Linked DNA regions of Homo sapiens: region 1 is linked to region 2. A link is an interaction called in ENCODE POLR2A ChIA-PET data of the cell type or tissue named here. Cell type or tissue: OCI-LY7. All regions are shown on one strand. Links, peaks and the distances in the headings refer to the core of each region. The heading gives the core; the rest is flanking DNA.

Evidence for each region. ChIA-PET counts read pairs that join two places held together with the same protein. Peaks named below come from ENCODE experiments on the same cell type or tissue, not always from the same donor. Only the 100,000 strongest peaks of a DNase experiment are listed, where the experiment ranks them.
Region 1: POLR2A ChIA-PET joins it to region 2 with 19 read pairs; 35 of 35 experiments call an interaction of 5 or more read pairs at or near these places.

The regions. Positions count from the first base shown.
Region 1 is chr2:70,076,271-70,082,492 of GRCh38, forward strand. PCBP1-AS1 (PCBP1 antisense RNA 1) reads right to left here. Exons shown (of 11, transcript NR_033872.1): 4 at 5,100-5,220. It also overlaps a transcript of ASPRV1 not described here. Among named protein-coding and RNA genes, the nearest start is that of PCBP1-AS1, 7.6 kb to the right of the region's middle. In OCI-LY7, for the core only: no CTCF peak of the experiment used is centred there; no DNase peak of the experiment used is centred there; H3K27ac peaks cover 948 bases.
Region 2 is chr2:69,899,226-69,905,447 of GRCh38, forward strand. SNRNP27 (small nuclear ribonucleoprotein U4/U6.U5 subunit 27) reads left to right here. Exons shown (of 6, transcript NM_006857.3): 5 at 3,956-4,020; 6 at 5,029-6,011. The coding sequence ends at 5,083. Among named protein-coding and RNA genes, the nearest start is that of SNRNP27, 8.4 kb to the left of the region's middle. In OCI-LY7, for the core only: no CTCF peak of the experiment used is centred there; a DNase peak (open chromatin) is centred at 3,386; H3K4me3 peaks cover 2,637 bases; H3K27ac peaks cover 2,970 bases.

The DNA.
Region 1 (6,222 bases), core at 692-5,691, 180 kb after region 2:
GCAAAAGCTCTGGAGTTTGACTGCCTGGGTGCAAACTAATTCCGTCATTTATATGCTGTGTGACTTACACAAATTACTTTATTTACCTTATTTCTCTAAGCCTTTGTTTATCCATCTTTTAAATGAGAATAACAACTATTTTAATTTTTATGATAATAGCTGACATTTGGTAAGCACTTTCTATGTGCCAAGCACTATGCTAAGCACTTTACATAGCTGATGGCATTTAACCGTCACCACCATCTTAGGAGGCAGGTATTATCATTATCCTCATTGTACAAATACAGATGTTCCTTGACTTATGATGAGGTTACATCTCGAATACCGTAAGTCAAAAACATATTTGATACACTTAGCCTACCAAACATCATAGCTCAGCCTAGACTATCTTAAATATGCTCAGAACACTTAACATTAGCCTCTAGCTTGGCAAAATCATCTAATACAATGCCTATTATAAACTTGAATATCTCATGTAATTTATTAAACACAGTACAGTGTGCAGTATTGGTTGTTTGCCTTCATGACTGCACGGCTGAGTGGGAGCTGCAGCTTGTTGCTGCAGCCCAGCATCATGAGAACGTGTCAGTAGGCCAGGAAAATATCAAAATTAAGAATTTCAAGTGCAGTTTCTAATTAACATATATGGCTTTTGCATCATCGTAAAGTTGAAAATTGTAAGTCAAACCACTGTAAGTCAGGGACTATCCGTACAAATGAGGCACAGTTTTCTTGTTCAAGGCCACACAGTCAGTTACCGGCAAAACTTAGGTGTCAAAGCAGGAGGTCCGACCCCATAGTCTATGCTCCTCACTCCTACTACACTGGCTCTACTTCTCATAGTACCGGAATCATATGGTTGTCAGAAGATGGCAACCAACATAAAGTTCTTAGCACAGTGCCCGGTTCATCAAAGCTGGCCATTACTATTATTTTTGTTATCATCATTATCAATCCCTTTAAGCCTCTCCCAAAGATTACTACCTCCTAAGTTCCAATTTCATCTAAAAGGAAAGGGTTGTTTTCTTACCTAGCTACCACCTCACTGAGTAGCTGGGAGTGGGGCTGCAGTCTTTTTATTTCATTTCCTTCATGTAATACAGGATAAGTACTTGGGTGGAGAAAAAGGGAAATATTTATTGGAAACATGTTACTCTATAAAAAGCAATATTCTAAAGTCTTTGTTTTTAAAAATAAAACCTTTATTACCTTCATTAGGAAAAAAAACCATACACTTATTATGAAACTTTTTTTCAAAATAAAGCAGAGATAAATAGTATTTACTTTAAACAGAAACTGTCAGCCAGGCACAGTGGCTCACACCTGTAATCCCAGCACTTTGGGAGGCCGAGGTGGGCAGATCACCCGATGTCAGGAGTTCGAGACCAGCCTGGCCAACATGGTGAAACCCCGCCTCTACTATAAACACAAAATATTATCTGGGCATGGTGGCGTCCGCCTGCTGTCCCAGCTACACAGGAGGCTGAGGCAGGAGAATCACTTGAATACGGGAGGCAGAGGTTGCAATGAGCTGAGACGACGCCATTGCACTCCAGCCTGGACAACAAGAGCGAAACTCTGTCTCAAAAAAAATAAAATAAAAATTAAATAAATTAGCCGGGCGTGGTGGCTCACACCTATAATCCCAGCACTCTGGGAGGCGGAGGTGGGGTGGATCATGAGGTCAGGAGTTTGAGACCAGCCTGACCAACATGATGAAACCTCGTCTCTACTAAAAATACAAAAATTAGCCAGGCGTGGTGGCACACGCCTGTAATCCCAGCTACTCAGGAGGCTGAGGCAGGAGACCCGGGAGGCGGAAGCTGCACTGAGCCGAGATCGCGCCACTGCACTCCAGCCTGGGCGACAGAGCAAGACTCTGTTTCAAAAAAAATAATAATTAAATAAATTTATTCATTCAGCTCCTATGTTACAAGCACTGTTCTAGCAGTGGGGCTATAGCAATGAGCAAAACAAAGTCCTAACCATCATGAAATTTACATTCTAGTGGGTGGTGACATGTAATAAACTATGGTAGAGAGTCCCTAGAACACAATGCCTGGCACAAGCAGACAGCACTCAATAAATACTTGCTAAATAATGAACAATGAATGAATAAACAATATGTCAAATAGCAAGTGCTATGCAGAAAAAACAGGGAAGGGGAGCAGAGAAAGCAGAAGGCAGAGAGATAGCTTTTATTTTAAACAAGGCAGTTAAGGTATATTTCACTGATTAAGTGACAGTTGAGCAGAAACCTGAAGGAGATAAGGGAGAAGGCCATACTGACATCTGGAAAAATGATGTTCCTGGCAGAAAAAGCAACTACAAAGGCCCCAAGGCCTGGCATGCTGGAGCAACTGCAAAGGAGACCATTGTGGCTACAGCACAAGGGGAAGTGGTAGGAAATGAAGTCAGAGCAGCTGGGAGAGAGTGGTGTGAATCCTACATGGTCTTATAGACCATGGTAGGGACACTACCTTTTAATCCAGGTGGGATTTTAATCTGGGCACCCAGGTGACAGTTTTCAGCAAAGCAGTGACTTGATCTGATATATACTTAAAAGGATTATTCTGGTCACTGTTAAAATTAGATTGAGGGGGCAAAGAGCAAAAGGAGGAAGACCACTTAGAAAGCTATTCCAGTAGCAGCAGGGCAGGTGGTGGGAAGTGTTTAAATACTGGATATATCTTAAGGTGAAGTTGACAGGACCTGCTGGTGGATTGGATGAAGAGAATGAAAAAACAGATTTAAGGGAGACTCTCTATATATTCAATACACAGATGAATAGCAACTCTGAAATGGGGAGGACCTTCCAGAGATGCAGATTTGAGAGGAGATGTTCTGAAGTTTTTTAATAAGTTCAACAAACTATTAGACACCCAAGTGGAGATATCCAGTGAATAGTTGGATATAAGTCTTGAGTTCAGGGAAAGACATTCAAGCTAATAATGTAAACTCATGAATTGTCAGGGAATAACGGCATTTAAAGTCTTGATCGAATCCAGCCTCAGCAACATTGTGAGACCCTGTCTCTACAAAAAAAAAAATAATAAATTAGCCAGGCATGGTGGTGGGTACCTGTAGTACTAGCCACTGAGGAGGGGAGGGAGGATTTCTTGAGACCAGGAATTCAAGGCTACAGTCAACTATTATCATGCCACTGCAGTCCGGCCTGGACAACAGAGTGAGAATCTGTCTCTAAAAAATAAAGTCCTGAAAGAGAGCACCTAGGAAAAGAGTGTAGACAGAGAAGGGATCCAAGGACTGCTCTGAGTACTCCACCAATGGAGAGTGAGGAGATGAAGAATAAGAAAAAAAAAGTTGAGAAGGAGGAACCAGTGAGGCAGGAACAGCATCAAGGGAGTGACATCCTGGAAGACAAGTGAAGCTAGGGTGCAACAGAGTATCAAATGCTACTGAGATATCAAGAATAAAAATGGGTGAGAAATGACCACTGACTCTACATACATTTTCTAAACCTGTTCTTTCCTATTCCACGCATAACACTTTTCTTCTCTTTTAATCCACATAAAAATCCCAGTACTATCCAATGAACACACAGAAGGGTTCTATTTAATTCAGCTATATCCGTGTCTCAGAAATACAAAAAGCAAAAATCAATGCTCTTAATCGGGACACAACAAATATTACACAGTGAATAATGTTGAACAAATGCTTTGTCTGGTTGAAGTAACTGTCTCTCTGAAACAAAATCCGTTAAGTCTTGCTTGTGCTTAGTAAGTGGGATCAGAGAAATGAGTTATTTAAATGTATTTTTTTTGTTCTGCATAAAGTAGCAATCATTCTTGAACTCCTTTCTCTCCCCTCTAACTCAAACCTCCTAACCAGCTTAACAAAGACCCTAAATTTCCATACATACCCCTCCTCAAAAACAAAGCAAAACATGGTAAGATTCAGAAGTTAGAGAGAAAGGAGTAGGCTGTGCCCTGCCCCTTCTGTTTTTTTTTTTTTGAGACAGTTTCACTCTTGTTGCCTGGGCTGAAGTGCAATGGCACCATCTTGGGTCACTGCAACCTCCGCCTCCCAGGTTCAAGCAATTCTCCTACCTCAGCCACCCAAGTAGCTGGGATTGTAGGCATGTGCCACCACACTCAGCTAATTTTTGTATTTTTAGTAGAGACAGGGTTTCACCACGTTGGCCAGGCTGGTCTCGAACTCCTGACCTCAGGTGATCTGCCCGCCTCGGCCGCCCAAAGTGCTGGGATTACAGGCGTGAGCCACTGTGCCCGGCCACCCCTTCTTTTTTTTATAGGACAGAGAGTTATCAATCATTTGCTAACTCAAAGGTCAGGTTTAATTTACATTTTCTCCTTAGAATCTCTGGACAGGAAGTATAATTTCTGATGTCTTCACCTTAAAAGAGAATTATTGCTATAAAATAAAGCCTTTAACTTTCTGTGCTCTAGCAAGTATAGTCAAATCTCAATAATATACACTAGTGAAGTAGCAAAACAATAGTCACCAAAAACTGGATAATGTAAACATCCTTCATTCATATCTTTCTGAAATGACTACAACTTCTCAATTGACTGTGCTTTCTTTGACTTCAGGCCTTTGCTTCCTCTGCCTGGAATACCCTTCCCTGTCCTCCACTTTGCAGTCTGCTAGTTTGAAACTCCTTACCTCAACCTGCCCAGCAGCTGGGCTAACTGTTTTGGTAGACACAGGGGCTCCCTATGTTGCCCGGGCTTGTCTTGAATTCGTAGGCTCAAACAATCCTCCTGCCTCTGCGCCCAAAGTGCAGGGATTACAGGTGTGAGCCACCACACCCAGCTATACCAACCCCAACACATTTCTTACATTTCTCAGAGAACCAAGAAGTGATCTCCTAACAGCAGTGCAGGGTCACCAGCATATGAGGTCAAATTGTTACTATCTACAATATGGGTAAGATACATTGCTTGGAAGTGCCTGTTTCTGGCTTCTGGCTGGAGGCTCACTTCCCAGCCTGGCATTTATTTATGAGAAATAAAGCTCTCCTTTCCAAATAAAAAAATTTTCCATCCTGGCTAACACAGTGAAACCCCATCTCTACTAAAAATACTGAAAAATTAGCCAGGCATGGTGGAACACGCCTGTAGTGCCAGCTACTCGGGTTGCTGAGGCAGGAGAATCACTTGAACCCGGGAAGCAGAGGTTGCAGTGAGCCGAGATTGCGCCACTGCACTCCATCCTGGTGACACAGCAAGACTCCATCTTAAAAAAAAAAAAAAATTTTTCAACAGATATATTTCCAACTGTAGTAACCTAGAAAGTAACAGGGGAAAGGCTCTCTCAATTTACTCTTTATTTTTTATTTTCTTTTTTTAGATAAGGTCTCACTCTGTTGTCCGGACTGAAGTGCAGTGACGCGATCATGGCTCAATACAGCCTCCAACTCCCGGGCTCAAGTGATTCTCCCATCTCAGCCTTGCAAGTAGCTGGGACTACAGGTGCACGCCACCACACCCAGTTAATGTTTTTATTTTTTTGTAGAGACAGGGTCTCACCATGTTGCCCAGACAGGTCTCCAACACCTGGACTCAAGTGATCCTCCTGCTTCAGCCTCCCAAAATGCTGGGATTACAGGTGTGAACCACCGTGCCCAGACTACTATTACTTTAAATAAAAGAGAAATAGAAAGATAAATCTTAAGAGAGAAAAAGAAACCACTTAAAAAAAAAAGCTACGTTAGTAGGGCAATTTTTTATTTTTATTTTTTGAGACAGAGTCTCACTCTGTCTCCCAGGCTGGAGTACAGTGGCACCATCTCAGCTCACTGCAACCTCTGCCTCCCAGGTTCACATTCACATGCCTCAGCCTCCCGAGTAGCTGGGATTACAGGCACGCACCATCACGCCCAGCTAATTTGTGTGTGTGTGTGTATTTTTAGTAGAGACACAGTTTTGCCATGTTGGTCAGGCTGGTCTCGAACTCCTGACCTCAGATGGTCTACCCGCCTCACCACCTCATCCACAGTACTTGGCCAGTACGGCAACTTTAAATAGCTATAGGCCAGGCATGGTGACTCACACCAGAAATCCCAGGACTTTGGGAGGCTGAGGCAGAAGAATCACTTGAGCTCAGGAATTCAAAACCAACCTGAGCAACACAGCAAGACCTCATCTCTACTAAAAATAAAAACAAAAAAATTAGGCCGGGTGCGGTGGCTCACACCTATAATCCCAGAACTTTGGGAGGCCGGGGCAGGCAGATCAC
Region 2 (6,222 bases), core at 626-5,625:
TCTACAAGGATGTCAATTTAGTTTATATGCAGTTGGCTTCATGGCTATCAGTTATAACGTCAGCTCATTTGTGTTTTTAAGTAATGTGTGTCTTGTGATGTTTCATCATTGATCTATTGTGGGACCTCTTCATATGCCAGTATAGTCACCCATTTTCCTTTCTATTTGATTGTATTTTCATTTTTTTATTTGTATTATTTTTTATTTTAATTTTATTTTTTCGAGACAGAGTCTCGCTCTGTTGTCCAGGCTGGAGTGCAGCGGCGCAATCTCGGCTCACTGCTACCTCCGCCTCCTGGGTTCAACCGATTCTCCTGCCTTGGCCTCCCAAGTTGCTGGGATTACAGGCGCCTGCCACCACGCCTGGCTAATTTTCGTATTTTTAGTAGAGATGGGGTTTCGCCATATTGGCCAGGCTGGTCTCGAACTCTTGGCCTGAAGGGATCCACCTGCCTTGGCCTCCCAAAGTGCTAGGATTACAGGCGTGAGACATTGCGCCCGGCCTCATTTTTTAGTTTTTTAGAGACAGGGTCTTGTTTTGCCACCCATACTGGAGTACAGTGGTATGATCATGGCTCACTGCAGCCTGACCTCCTGGGCTGAAGCAATTTCCCTGCCTTAGCCTCTGGAGTAGCTGAGAGTAGGCACATGCCGCCACGCCAGGATAATGTTTTTATTTTTTGCAGAGATAGGGTCTTGCTGTGCTGCCTAGATTGGTCTTGAACTCATGGCCTCAAGAAATCCTCCTGCCTCAGTCCATTTTTTTTTTTTTATTTTTGAAGAGACAGAGTCTTCCTATGTTGTCCAGGCTGTACTCAAACTCCTTGGCTCAAGAAATCCTCTTGCCCCAGCCTCCCAAGTAGCTGGGACTGTAGCCTCACAGCAATGTGCTTGGCTTTTCCCTTTCATCTTATTAGATTGGTGGAAAAGTAATTACAGTTTTTGCCATTGAAAATAATGGCTAAAACTGCAATTACTTCAATAACATTTTTCTAGATGGTTTCAAAGTTTGGTTTTGTTTATTAATGGATAATTTTCTATGCCAGCATGTAAATAAATGAGGATAGGGCTAATAATATGCAATTCTGCAAATAGTTTCCAGAAATCAGTAAACCTTTAGGAATCGAACTTTGTAAAAAGGTTATCATCATTTACTTTTTTGTGCCCAAGACCAGTCTTTCTAAGTCATGCTTACTTCCTATTATAGGGAGTTCAAAATCATATACCTCACAAGTAATTTGTTCAGGACTTACCTTCCACCTCCAAAAAAATACATGAAAATAGGAATAGAAAAGTAAGACCAAATACATTTATTTTAGCCCCACTTCAAATATACTGTTCGTCTGTGTATGCCTTTTGGCCAGTGGGTCAGAATCGGTCTTTGCCCTGACACCAATATCTAATTAAGTACACTACACAGATAGGCTAATCTTGCATAAGTAGTAATGGGAGAGGGAGGAGGTGGGGGTCACTTGTATGTGTCACGACGTTAGCTGATGATACTCATCTAAGTCATTTTCTGAATATCTGGGAGTGCAGTGACCTAGGATGTGAGAATGCAAAGGTGACTCTCAGACATATCCCTCCATCAAGAAGCTTGCAGTCTCATAGGGAAAATAACTTTATGATGTACATCATGGTTTTATAGGGTAGAAAATAGAGGGTACTGGGCTGGGTGCAGTGGCTCATGCCTGTAATCCCAGCACTTTGGGAGGCCGAGGCGGGGGATCACGAGGTCAAGAGGTCAAGACCATCCTGGCCAACATGATGAAACCCCATGTCTACTAAAAATACAAAAATTAGCTGGGCGTAGTGGTGCATGCCTGTAGTCCCAGCTATTCGATAGGCTGAGGCAGGAGAATCACTTAAACCCGACAGGCGGAGGTTGCAGTGAGCCGAGATTGCGCCACTGCACTCTAGCCTAGTGGCAGAGCAAGTCTCCATTTCAAAAAAAAAAAAGAAAGAAAGAAAGAAATAGAGGGTACTGTGAGGAAGGCACAGTTAACATTTTTCAGCAGTTAGAGAAGAGGGCACTTCCTGGCACCTGGAATGTTTGAATTGGGCCTTGAACAATGGGTAATAACCAGATAGTTCAAGTTGGAGGCAGGGAAGGCAATTCAGGCATGAGGAACAACATGGGGGAAAGTGGGTATGTTGAGTTGACTTGGCTGATCAGAAGACCTGAACAAGAATTTGTGAAAAAGAGGATGGGTGCTACATTCAGAAAGGTCAAGATGGAGTAACACATAACAACCTAGCATTTGTGTCTGTTATTCTGTTCTGATTCTTGATTTAAAGATCAAAATTGGGCTGGGCACAACGGCTCATGCCTGGGATTCCAGCACTTTGGAAGACCAACACAGCAGAATTGCTTGAGACCAGGAGTTCAAGACCAGCCTGGGCAACATAGTGAGATCCCATCTCTACAGAAAAAAAAAATTAAAAATTAGCCCAGCTTGGTGGCATGTGCCTGTAGTCCCAGCTACTCGGGAGGCTGAGGCAGGAAGATCACTTGAGCCCAGGAGTTTGAGGCTGCAGTGAGCTATGATCACGCCACTGCACTCCAACCTGGCGACAGTGAGGCCCTGTGTCTAAAAAATAATAATTTTTAAAATGAACAAAAAATTGCAAGGGTTGTACAAGAAATGGGATTTAGATGAATGGCAACCATTCCAGCCATGATATGAGAATATTATTAGCTAAGGTTGTAAGTTAAATTTTGTGTGAATGTGAGTTTTTCTGGAGATTATACCTTTTATCTGGTTTCAAGGTATTCTTTGACCAGAAAAGATTAGATTCTGCTACCCTACTTTCTCAGCATGCTTTGCACATAGTACATACACTGTGAATGTTTGTTGGTTTGAATATTAATTGCTTATACACGATTGTAAAAATGTGAGCAGAGAGTTATACCACTTGGGAGCTCATAGGATCTGGAAATTATCTCTGCCTCATTGGACTCTCCTCCTTCCTCCTTCCTCCTTCCTCCTCCCTCCTTCCTCCTCCCTTCTTTCTTCTCCTTCCTCCTTCCTTCTTTCTTCTCCTTCCTCCTCCTCCTTCCTCCTTCCTCCTCCTTCTTCCTCCTCCTCCTCCTTCCTCTACTTCCGCTGCTGCTGCTGCTGCTCTTGCTGCTGCTTCTGTTTGTGCTGCTTCTCCTGCTGCTGCTCCTGCTTCTTCTGGTTCTGCTTCTGCGTCTGCTTCTTCTGCTGCTCCTTCTGCTGCTCTTGCTTCTTCTTCGGCTTCTGCTGCTGCTGTTTCTGTTTCCTCTGCTGCTGCTGCTGCTTGTGCTGCTGCTGCTCTAGCTTCTGCTTCTGCTTCTGCTGCTTCTGCTGCTCCTTCTGCTGCTTTTGCTTCTTCTGCTTCTGCTGCTTGTGTTTCTGCTTCTTCTGCTGCTTGTGCTGCTGCTGCTCTTGCTTCTTTTGCTTCTGCTTCTTCTGCTGCTCCTTCTGCTGCTCCTTCTGCTGCTCTTGCTTCTTCTTCTGCTTCTGCTGCTGCTGTTTCAGTTTCTTCTGCTGCTGCTGCTTCTGTTTATTCTGCTACTGCTGCTTCTGCTTCTTTTCTTCTTCTGCTTTTCTTCTGCTTCTTCCCCTTCCGCTGCTGCCGCTGCCGCTTCTTCTGCTGCTTCTCCTTCTCCTCCTCCCCCTCGGCCCCCGCTTCTCCCCTACTTCCCTCTTCCTTCCTCCTTCTTCCTTTCTCCTCCTTTCTTCTTCTTCTTTTTTTTTTTTTTTTTTTTTTGAGACTGGATCATGCTCAGTTGCCCAGGCTGGAGTGCATTGGTGTGATTATGGCTACTTGCAGTCCCAAACTCCTGGGCTCAAGCAATCCTCCCACCTTAGCCTTCCGCCAAGTAGCTGGGAGTACAGGTACATGCCACTGCCACCACACCTGCTTTCATGTATCCTGATTTAATGTATCCTTCCTGTTTTTTGTCTGTTTGTTTATTGTTTTTCTTCAGGGTAAGAAGGTGGATGGCTCTGTAAATGCCTATGCCATAAATGTCTCTCAGAAGAGGAAGTACAGGTATGCATAGCCCCCATTATTATGTTTGAACTAATAAATCAGTTTTTTACTTCAAACTTTATTATGAGATAATCATGTTTGTAGGAAATGTAGCAGTTTTCCATACTGTTCCTTGTTTGAATGAAATATTCATTGCTTATATTCTGGTGTGTTAAAATTGTTTTCCCATTTACATGTAAGCTAATAGCTATTAGAGAGAGGGTAGTTGGCTTAAATATTTTAGGACTATAGATAGTAATTTCCTCAGAAAAGCATAATTTCAAGTCTATGGGCTTTGATTTCATTATAATTTAGGTATAAGATAGATCCCTCCTAAACTAGATTGATTATGTAAGGATTTCAACTGTAAATATATTCTTCTGTTAAGTATAGGCATATTTTATTTGTACCACAGTTTTGGAGCGAACCAATCCATACATGAAATCTCACTGAATTCTTAATGAATGAAAAAGTCAAGATATTTTCAAACATTGCCTTTCTCTCTAACTTTGTCGCTGATAAAAGATTAATAGTCCAGTTAATTTAGATTATGAATCATGTGATTGAAAATGCTATAAGCTAAGGTACTAGAATCATCTTGGACAGTCTTTTGTAAAATTACCTTCAAATAAGGTCTTAGGGGGAGAATCATTACAGTGTGCAATTGAATTTGCTCAATGGGTGCCTGTTTTGGAACTCTTTTCTATTTCTAAATTATATGTTTCGTGTTACCTAAAATAAATAAGGATTTTCAATTGATTTTTTTTTTAAGTCTGTAAATCTTCTCAAATAATTTCAAAATTAAACTTCAATACTGCTATCTGGAGTTAAAAGAAATCTGAAAGTCTTTGGTTTATTTTGAAAGTAAAATAATCTCTAAATATACATTAAATTACCTTGAATAGTTTCTACCCTAGACTTTGCTATTATAAAGATGGTTTATAGTTTTCATCTCTGATGCATGTTTTTTTTTTTATAAGAGGAGTATAGGATTAAAAAAAAACAATGAATTTTCTCTTCTCATCATAGGCAGTACATGAATCGAAAAGGTGGATTCAACAGACCTTTGGATTTCATTGCATGAGAATTGAAGTGTTGAAGGATGATTTTTTTTCCCCTCATCTTGGTCAGAGAGTGGATTTTGTATTTTGTATTTAACTTGCATTCAAAAAACAGGATCTCAGTTCTCCTTTCTTGTAAAGTAAGAAAATCTTATTTATGATATATGCAGTTAACTTACCTTGCCTCAACAGAAGAAAGGTTAAATATTACATTTTTTTCTTTTAGGAAATATCATTTGTGGCAGGCGTCAACCCCATTTTATTTGTCCTTATTCCTGTGGAAGCAGTATATGTTTTCTTCCTGAATGCTCATTAGGACTTCTTAAAAAACATGAAAGTAATTTGGAAGTAAGTTTATCCAATAAAGCAGTATTTCTACCCTTTTAGATTTGATAAATATTTTTATTACTAAAGAATCTCCCCAGACATTTTCTTTTTTTTTTCACACATAGATTTAAGTATCTTGATTGTTAGTAGTCTAAAAATGGGAAGAATGAAAAAGCATAACTAGATTTTTCTATCTTCTGTGGTCGCCCGCCCCCCCCCAAAAAAATACCATTTATGGTTCTCTCCGCAAGTATAAAAGCATTACATGCAAAAAAAAGATCTCAGAGAAAACAAAAGTAAAAGAAAAGCAGAAAATCACCTGTTATCTACTCCCAGAAATAATCAATTTCAACATTTTGGTATATGTTTTTCCAGGCTTCTTTGGGTTGATCCCACCTATGAGATCAGAATATGTATGCAGTTCTTTCTTTAACCCTTTTTTCTCCTATGTACTGTGAACATTTAAAAAGTACTTTTAAATATTCTTTGGAAACTTAGCTTTTAGTAACTACTTGGTTGTATCATAATTTATTAACTAATGTTTTATTGGTAAACATTGGCTTGCCTCCCATGACTTGCCATTATAATTAAAACTGTGACTACTATCTGTCTCCATTACATACATATTTTTGTATGTTTCATTATTTCCTCAGGGTCCGTACTTAGACGTGGCATTGCTGAGTGAGATTAAAAGGGCCATGTATACATGTTTTAAGACATTTGGTATCTCTGGCTAAAAGGTAACAGCCAACTCTATCCAGTAAAGTATGAGCATTCTTGTTTCAGATACATGTACAAATATTAAGTGTAAAATTTGTTTTAAAGTTTCCTACCT